Linked DNA regions of Homo sapiens: regions 1 and 2 are each linked to region 3. A link is a contact called in ENCODE Hi-C data. All regions are on one chromosome and are shown on one strand. The core of a region is the stretch at or near the end of the contact, and the rest is flanking DNA. Distances in the headings are between cores, read along the strand shown. Region 1 holds the start of CAPN10-DT (CAPN10 divergent transcript). Region 2 holds the start of DUSP28 (dual specificity phosphatase 28). Region 3 holds the start of ASB1 (ankyrin repeat and SOCS box containing 1).

What was found. A loop is a pair of places that touch in the nucleus more often than their neighbours do. Pooled maps may share reads with other maps.
Region 1: a map of CD8-positive, alpha-beta T cell shows a loop between it and region 3 (13-fold over the local background). The contact joins the promoter of CAPN10-DT here to the promoter of ASB1 in region 3. A Hi-C loop is called at or near these places in 2 of 168 maps with a recorded cell type or tissue (both CD8-positive, alpha-beta T cell), 1 of 37 single-sample maps with no recorded cell type and 4 of 50 pooled maps.
Region 2: a map of CD8-positive, alpha-beta T cell shows a loop between it and region 3 (6-fold over the local background). The contact joins the promoter of DUSP28 here to the promoter of ASB1 in region 3. A Hi-C loop is called at or near these places in 1 of 168 maps with a recorded cell type or tissue (CD8-positive, alpha-beta T cell), 2 of 37 single-sample maps with no recorded cell type and 9 of 50 pooled maps.

The regions. Positions count from the first base shown.
Region 1 is chr2:240,584,941-240,587,640 of GRCh38, forward strand. CAPN10-DT (CAPN10 divergent transcript) reads right to left here and starts at 1,376. Exons shown (of 1, transcript NR_103792.1): 1 at 1-1,376. It overlaps CAPN10 (calpain 10), which reads left to right and starts at 1,794. Exons shown (of 12, transcript NM_023083.4): 1 at 1,794-2,112. The coding sequence starts at 1,972. RefSeq lists enhancers at 1-350, 1,341-1,520, 1,572-1,866, 1,805-2,631 and a silencer at 1,831-2,060.
Region 2 is chr2:240,558,926-240,561,665 of GRCh38, forward strand. DUSP28 (dual specificity phosphatase 28) reads left to right here and starts at 1,432. Exons shown (of 2, transcript NM_001370465.2): 1 at 1,432-2,152; 2 at 2,405-2,740. The coding sequence starts at 1,760. The coding sequence ends at 2,542. It also overlaps a transcript of ANKMY1 not described here. RefSeq lists silencers at 1,281-1,690, 1,871-1,920 and enhancers at 2,017-2,158, 2,191-2,260, 2,291-2,650.
Region 3 is chr2:238,425,529-238,428,279 of GRCh38, forward strand. It overlaps ASB1 (ankyrin repeat and SOCS box containing 1), which reads left to right and starts at 1,399. Exons shown (of 5, transcript NM_001040445.3): 1 at 1,399-1,591. The coding sequence starts at 1,543. It overlaps LOC124908002 (a long non-coding RNA gene), which reads right to left and starts at 1,366. Exons shown (of 2, transcript XR_007088163.1): 1 at 1-1,366. RefSeq lists enhancers at 1-515, 2,028-2,147 and silencers at 848-1,237, 1,258-1,777.

The DNA of each region.
Region 1 (2,700 bases), core at 126-2,625, 2.2 Mb after region 3:
TCTGGCTACAGGCATGGGCCCAGCCTTGGACACAGATGTGGCCACAGGAAGCTGTTAGCTCTCCAGATCTGATCAGCCTGGGAGAGCGGCACAACAAAGGCTCCCAAAGGAGAGTCGGGATCCTCAGCTAGCCTCAGCTCTGCTACCCACCCATATGTGCCCAGAACAGGAAAGATACGTGTTTCTTACTCCTCCGGGACTCCTAGGTGAAGCTGAGACCAGGCTCTTCTTGAGTCCTCTCAGCTATGGTGCAACCACCAGCCTAGCAAGGAATCAGAAACATCTTCCGGAAGAGTCAGCACCATAGAGGGTGCTGAATGGGCAATGAAGCATCCCGGAGATGAAACATCTGGGCAGTGAGGCATCCCACAGGTGTTGGGCTATGCAGTCACTCCCTTTCTCAGACCGAGGCAAGTACATAAGCACTCTGGGCCCCTAATCAGGGGCCTGGGGCCAGGTGGGATGAAAACAGCAGTGTCCTGCCACCTGAACAACTGCTACTCACGCAGGCCCCACCTGGCCTCTCAGAGGGAGGAACCTGGGACTCCTGAACCAGATTCAGTTTCTCCTTCAACAGCCGGGACTTTTCGCTCCTGACTGCAGAAAAACAGCTTCAATGTGACCATCCTTGATAGTCCGAGGCTGAGTAAAATGGCCTGAGGAGGCAAAATCTGAAAAGCTCTATTAGGTGGCAAACTGCTGTCACTAGAAGAGTTGAGGCCCCCTTCTCCTCCCCTGCCTGACCGCCTTCATTCCTGGGAATGGAACAGGTTCTTGGGGCAAGGGTGAATCCTCGAGCAGGTCCCAGGATCACTATCCTCACCTCCCCGCGGCACTGAATGGCTATAGCTGTAAATGTGCGTCCACGGGGTCACTGTCCAGCCACCAGGACCAGGTGCCTGGCCATCTGGGGAATCGGAAAACGCTCAGCGGGATGCTCTGGCCACCTCCCCTGCCCCCAGTTAAGATGTAGAGCGTTCAACCTAAAATGCCTAGAAACAAAGCCCAGGCCCGGGAAGGTCGAACGAGTGCGACGCCGCTCCCTCAAGCTCTTCCCTCGGAGCCGTCTCATTTCCCAAAACTCCCAAACACATCACAGAGAGAGGTGTTGAGCCAGGTGGTCACTCCCTTTTCCAGAACCACAGCAAGAAGTTGAGCCTGCTGGGCTCCTAACGAAGGCCCTGGGGCCCGGTGGGATGAAAAGCCCTATTAGGTAGCAAACAGCTGTCACTAGAGGGGTTGAGGCCCCCTTCTCCCCTGCCTGACGACGACGGCGGCAGGAACTCGACCGGCGCCGGACAGCTCGCAACTTGCCTTACCAAGCGTAAATCTCGGTTCCTCCCAACTACCCGCGGCCACGGCCTCCGCAGCAGAGCGCCGGAAGCAGAGACGCGTTTCGGGAGGAAGGTGCATGCTGGGAGCGGCGGCGCATGCTGGGAGCTGTAGTCTGCGACGCAACTCGGCCGAGGTGGCTCCCTGGTCCCTGAAGCTCCCAGAGCCCGCGTGTTCAGGCGGTCCCGACACCCCGGCCCGAGCCTCACCGGCTGGAGGACTGAACGCCTGCCGGCCCTCCGGGTATGAGCGGAGGCCGGGATAGCCCTGGGCTCCGCCGCCCCCGGAAGGAAAAAATACAGTGCGGTCCGCCGCCCGACCACGAAAGAGCGGAGCTCGGGAGCCCCGCCCCCTGGGCCTCCGACGTCCGTGGCGCTTTCCGTCGCGCGAGTGCGATTGGGCCGCCTGTCACGTGACCCGAGACCCCACGCCCGGTTGGCTGCCGCCTGGTTACCAATGGGAGACTAGCGGGCCGGCGTACTGGCCTGGTCCAGCACCTGCGGGGCCCTCGGGCTTGGAGGGCTGGGCCGGGCGGGGAACGGGCGGGGCGGGCCGGAGGCGGCGGCGGCTGACTCGCCTTCTCTCCGGGGCTGCGACCCCGAGGCAACCGGCTGCAGATGGGAGCCCGCGGAGCCGAGGATGCGGGCGGGCCGGGGCGCGACGCCGGCGAGGGAGCTGTTCCGGGACGCCGCCTTCCCCGCCGCGGACTCCTCGCTCTTCTGCGACTTGTCTACGCCGCTGGCCCAGTTCCGCGAGGACATCACGTGGAGGCGGCCCCAGGTGGGGCCGTGTGGGGTGCGGTGGGCGCCGTTTCTGGTTTCTGAGATCTCCGCTCCTCGCAGGGAGCGGGGCGGGGTGGGCGGCCAGGGTAGCTCCGAACGCAGGGTCCGCCGTTGTTCTCCTCAGAAGTGGGCGCCCGGCCCCCTCTTTTCGTACCTCCTTCATACCCCCGCCCAGAACGAGCAGGACTCGGCGCTACCCTAAGGACGCTAAACTAGGTCGTGGCCTCCGCCTGCGAGAGCTCCAATCCAGGAGGCTCAGAGCGCTGCGAGAGGCGTTTTAACAGAGCCCCAAACCCCGCCCCACCTGTTTGCTTTCGCCCTGAAGAGCGTTTGTGTCTGCTCCTCCCGCAGAGAGGGCCGCTCGTGCCCCTCTGAAGTGGCTAGGCCGAGCCCACAAAGCAAAGCGTGATAGAATTTCAGTTTTGGATTTTGTGCACCTGCCTTTCCAGTTGTAACACCTAGAAATGGCACCTCCAAGGGATGCCCTGGCCGAGTGCTGTGTTCATATTTTTAGAAATGGTTTATCTGCTGAATAAGACTGCCCAGGGAGCAACCTTGCCCTAAGTGGATGCGGTCTTAGCGGAGA
Region 2 (2,740 bases), core at 182-2,681, 2.1 Mb after region 3:
TATTTTCATGTAGTCTATTATTTCTCTAAAAACTAAAATGCTGATCATGACCCACAGAATTGATTTCACAACCCACATTAGTTGTGAATTACAACTTGCTAAGGAGTCAGAACCAACATGTAGAAACCCTCTGTTCTTAGCAAGCACATTCTGGTTACACTGTGGGGGACTAGCACCAAGTCCAGGAGACAGAGGCTGGCCCAGACTAAGTGTGGCAATGAGATGCAGAGACACTTAGGATGAATTGGTTCCCAATCCATTACCTCAATGGAGTGGGAGCATGATGGTTCAAGTAGCAGGCTTTGGAGCAGAAAACCCACCTCAACCATCCTCCAACCGTAAAGGGTGATGATGATTCATGAAACAGTCCAGGAGGAGGAGGGACTTCAGGTTTTGTTTGATTCATTTCAGTGGCCCAACAGTGGCATCAAGGACCTTGGCTCTCCCATCTCCTCTGCTTTCACCCAAGGCTGGCTTCCCCTTATGGCCATGAGAGAACAGAGGAGCCTTCCAAAGTGCTCTCTCCTTCATGGGTTATTAGACACCAAGCTCATTCCCAGAGCAGTCACGGGAGTGTGGCCTTCACTTTTGGCCAGAGACAGAGCCAACTCCTAGAAAGCGGAGGGAGACAGTGTCCCAACCTAATCAATGGCTCCCATGAACGCCAGGGAAAAAAAGGGAATTCCACTCCTCCATCCTAGGAAAGTTGGAGTCCTTCCTTAGGGTGGAGGAAGTGGGAAACAGATGCTGATAAGACCTCCACGGAGGTGATGTCTGGAGCTGCAACCAGGGAAGACCTGGCTGCAGACATATTTGAGTCTTTAGCTCAAGAGTGAACCCCAGGCTGCAATAAAGATCTGACAGTTACCAATGCTAGAAGGCTGATGGACAAAGCAATGACGATAACCCAGAGAGAGACTGTATGCAACTGAAACTTCAATTGCTAAATGTCTGTAGGGCTGTTGAGACAGTTGCTTTTCAGTGTATCCATTGCCTGAAAATTACCAGATGTCAGAAAAATTGAAGGAGTCTTAAATGGCAATTTCATGGACATTAAGTGATATTAAATTTTTTAAAGTTACAATGCTGACCCCAATAAATTACTTAGAAACAGCAAAAGGAATAGTGTGGTCTATGAAGAAGTGATGAAAATAGAAATTAGTTTTATTTTATGAGCCATGTGTTATAATACATAGAAAAAAATGCACCAATTACAAAGCGGGCCACAAAAAGGAATAAACGTAAAGCCGACAACGCAGTCACTAGGGAAAGGGTGAAGACACGGGAACCACGCAGCCCGCCGTCCACGTGCACCGGGTAGCCACGGGGCCCTAGCCGAACGACGCGGACGCGAAGTGGGCGGGCCCGGCCAAGCCACGCCTCCGCGCCAGACGCCGCAGTAGAGCGGGCAGGGCGCTGCGCCCAAGAGCCACAGACGCAAGCCCAGTGCCACAGGCCGCGGGGGCGGGGAGGACGGCGCCCGGGGACAGAGAACATGGGACGCAGAGCGGTCCAAGGCCCCGGCGCCCTGGTGAGGCCCAAACCTCCCGCCATGCCCCGGCCCCAACGAGACCCAAGCCCCCTGTCCCGGCCCAGCGCCCGCGGGGGACCCAAGCCCCAGCCTGGTCCACCTCGGAGGCCTCTAGGACCCGGGGGCGCCCGGCGGCCCGCCCGGCTCCCACAAATAGACTCCTGGGCGGGCGCCTGAGCCCCCAAAATAGATCCTCAGGGCCCAAAAGCAGACTCTTCGGCGGGCGCCATGGGACCGGCAGAAGCTGGGCGCCGCGGGGCCGCCTCGCCCGTACCTCCACCGTTGGTGCGCGTCGCGCCCTCACTCTTCCTCGGGAGCGCGCGAGCCGCGGGCGCGGAGGAGCAGCTGGCGCGCGCGGGAGTCACGCTGTGCGTCAACGTCTCCCGCCAGCAGCCCGGCCCGCGCGCGCCCGGCGTGGCAGAGCTGCGCGTGCCCGTGTTCGACGACCCGGCTGAGGACCTGCTGGCGCACCTGGAGCCCACGTGCGCCGCCATGGAGGCCGCGGTGCGCGCCGGCGGCGCCTGCCTAGTCTACTGCAAGAACGGCCGCAGCCGCTCGGCCGCCGTCTGCACCGCGTACCTCATGCGGCACCGCGGCCTCAGCCTGGCGAAGGCCTTCCAGGTGGGCGGGCCTTTAGGGGGGCGGTGTTTCGAGAGGGGCGTGTCTTCCGGGGACGAGTTTTCCGGGCGGGGCCGGCTTCGGGATTGGGACAGGCACTTCCGGGAGGGGCGGGTCTCTCTCGTGAGGGCGGGCTTAGGGAAGCAGAGAGGCACTTCCGGGTTGGGCGGGGCCCACTCTTACAGCTGGGCCCGCCTTGGCCCCTGCTGGCCATTAGCGCGACTTGGGGTTATTCAGTACACTTCTTGTTTGCAGATGGTGAAGAGCGCTCGCCCGGTAGCAGAACCGAACCCGGGCTTCTGGTCTCAGCTCCAGAAGTATGAGGAGGCCCTCCAGGCCCAGTCCTGCCTGCAGGGAGAGCCCCCAGCCTTAGGGTTGGGCCCTGAGGCTTGAAGCTTGAAGGCCTGCTGCCTGGAGGAAGGATGTCCCTGCACTGATACAGAAGGCTGGTCTTTACCCTTCTTCCTCACTGTCATATCGAGTTTTCCTTTGTGTGTGTGTGTGTGAAACATAGTGCTTTTAATTTTATATTTCCGGCTGAGGTGATGCACAAATTATCTTACAGACACAAAAAGAAATACATTTGGTAAA
Region 3 (2,751 bases), core at 149-2,648:
ATTCCCCACTCCCCCAGCCCTTGGCAACCCCCATTCCGCTCCACCATTTCACTGCTCCAGGGACCTCAAATAATTGGAATCACACAGTACTGTATTTGTCTTTTTGTGGCTGGCTTATCTCACTCAGCATAACGTCTTCAAGGTCATCCGTGTTGTGACGTGTGTCAGGATTCCCTTCCTTTCTAAGGCTGAGTACGAATCCATTGTATGGACGGACAGCATTTCCTTTCTAAGGCTGAGTACGATTCCATTGTATGGATGGACGGCATTTCGTTTATCCATTCATCCATCCAACAACACGTGAGGCGGCTTCAGGCTTCGGAGTTGCTGAAGCTCCGAGTTCGGGATGTGCAGCTGTGGTGGAGCCAGGGGCTGGGCACACCCCTGGCTCCTGGCCTGGCAGCGTCATCATCGGAGTCACCTGTCCCTCATGCCAGTGGTGCTCTCTGCTGTCATCAAGACCAAACACCACTGTAGGAAGTACCCCCACTCCCGCCTCCAACCCCCACAGGGCCTGCCAGGTCTGCCCCCAGTGGGCCCCCTGGTGCATCTGGGCCACCCAGGGCCAGCCTCAGCAGGGGCACTCGCGGGGCTGCGCCTGCGGCTTCCCTTACTCCAGTCTGGAATGTTGTACACACGGATGAGCCAGCAGCTCACGCCCACGACTGCTGGGGTCTCCGGACTCCCTCATCAGCCTCCTGCTGTGCTGTGTACAAATCCTCCTCCTGCATGAGGCCCCGCTGTCTAACTCAGCAGGGGAGAATGGGAGGAGCCAAGGGAATCCGTGCTTTAGGACCAACACCAATACTCATGGTGGGACGACGCTGCGATATTTGAAGTTGGGAGTGTGCAAGAAATGTTACTCGGTTGTTCACGAATGCATTCATTTATTCAATGAACTTCGCGTCAGCCACTGGCTGTCATCAGTTACCGACCTGATTGAGGGCTTCATGGAAGGGATTTGGAGGAGCATTCATCTAAAACCACAGCACGCTGCGACGCTCAGCCCTGCAGTGGGCCCTCACCAGTCCCCGCGCCTCCGAATCCACCCTCCCGGGGCTGCTCGTGGCTAGCGGGGGGCACCTGCGGGGACCAAGCCAGCCCGGCCGAGGCCCGGGTCCCGCCCGCCACGGCCCTCGGGGCCCCGCCCACATCTGGCAGAAGCCACGCCCCGTCCGTGTGGGTGGGGACGGCCCGCCGGACCGAAATTCCCAGACTGCTGCCTCAGGCAACGGGCTTTCCGACTCCTTGGCTTCTTATGTGAGGAAACCACAGCGCGGCCGGCATCCAGAGAGTCGGTTAGCCGCGAAGTTCCCGCCGGACGAAGGGACCAGCCAGCGCCCTGCTAGACAGCGAGGCCGGAAGCGGAGGCGTGGCCCCTGCGCGGCCCCGGAAACCAGTGAGGCCGGCGCGCGCCCGCCGGAAGCCGCGACCCCGACGCGCCCCCCATTGCCCTCGGCGCCGGAAGTGGTCGCGGGTCGTTCTGCTTCCTGCCCGAGGGGCGTGCGCGGGTCAGGGGCGGCCGCGGAGGCGGAAGCATCCATGGCGGAGGGCGGCAGCCCAGACGGGCGGGCAGGGCCGGGCTCCGCAGGTAACGTGCGCGCGGCCACTGGGCCGCGGGGCGTGTGGGGATGGCGAAGGGCTGGCTCCGGCGTCCCTGCCGAGGTCCTGCGTCCTCGTCCCGGGCTGGCCGGGTCCACGGGGCAGCCAGGGAGCCGCACCCTGCAGGCCGGGGGTGGGGTTCAGCGCGGCTCGCAGTGCTGGGCGACCCCACCACGGACGCGCTGCCCTCTCCTCGGCCTCGAGTGCAGTCCCCGCGCTAGATTTTCTTTCCGGTGGAACTTGCTCGTAACTTCCTTCCCGTTAGCCGATACAGATTTGATATGACCCAACCGCAAAAGTAGGACGTGGGCCACCTTCCAGCTCTGAGCGCACGGATCAGGAAAGCCAGCCAGAGGGTAGCCCTAGGGAGGGCAGGCACTTTTTCACCATTCTGCCGCCCACGGCGTGTCCGGTGGTACAGCGGGGGGCAGCCTTCCCACCCACCACAGGCACAGACCAGGGACAACGGGGACGCCGTCTCCAGCGAGCTCGTCAGTGACACAACATGTCCAGGGGCCTTTGGCCCACCAGCAAGGGAGGCAGATAGAAAGGCTCACACCCACCTTCCAAAATAACTGTCCTACTTAGGGTCTCCACCTTGCAGTGTCCCTACCATGCAGATGTGAAGGAAGCGGTCAGGACAGGTTCCCGTTTCCCGGTGGTGTGGTGGGAGTTCCTTCTTGCTGGATTTCTGAGCTTGCCATTCGCGCCAATAGTTTCGTGTGTTCTGGGCTTTCTTTACATGCCTATATTTGTCTTTGGAGGGGTTCCTCTCCTACTTAGTAATAAACCAATACATTTCTTAAACATCTTAAAAGATTGACTTGGAGACTGGTGCAGATAGGCTTTTCCATCCATCCCTCCCTCTGCACCTCCTTCCAATCATTTAACAGACTTGTATTGAAGACCTGCTGTTGGCTAGACCCAGCAGAGGATACTGCAGTGACCAGAAAAAGCCAGACAAAGCATCTACCATCCTGGGCTTTGGTTGGCGTTGACTTTGACTTCAGAGACAGCCAGGACCTTAGGGTCTAGGATGTCATCTCATGTGAGAGTGAGAGACGGAATGATGCGTGTTCCGTGGGAAAAAGAGGACCAACAGCTACTTCCCAGTATAAAGAGAGTTCCTGGGGAATAAACACTGGCTTT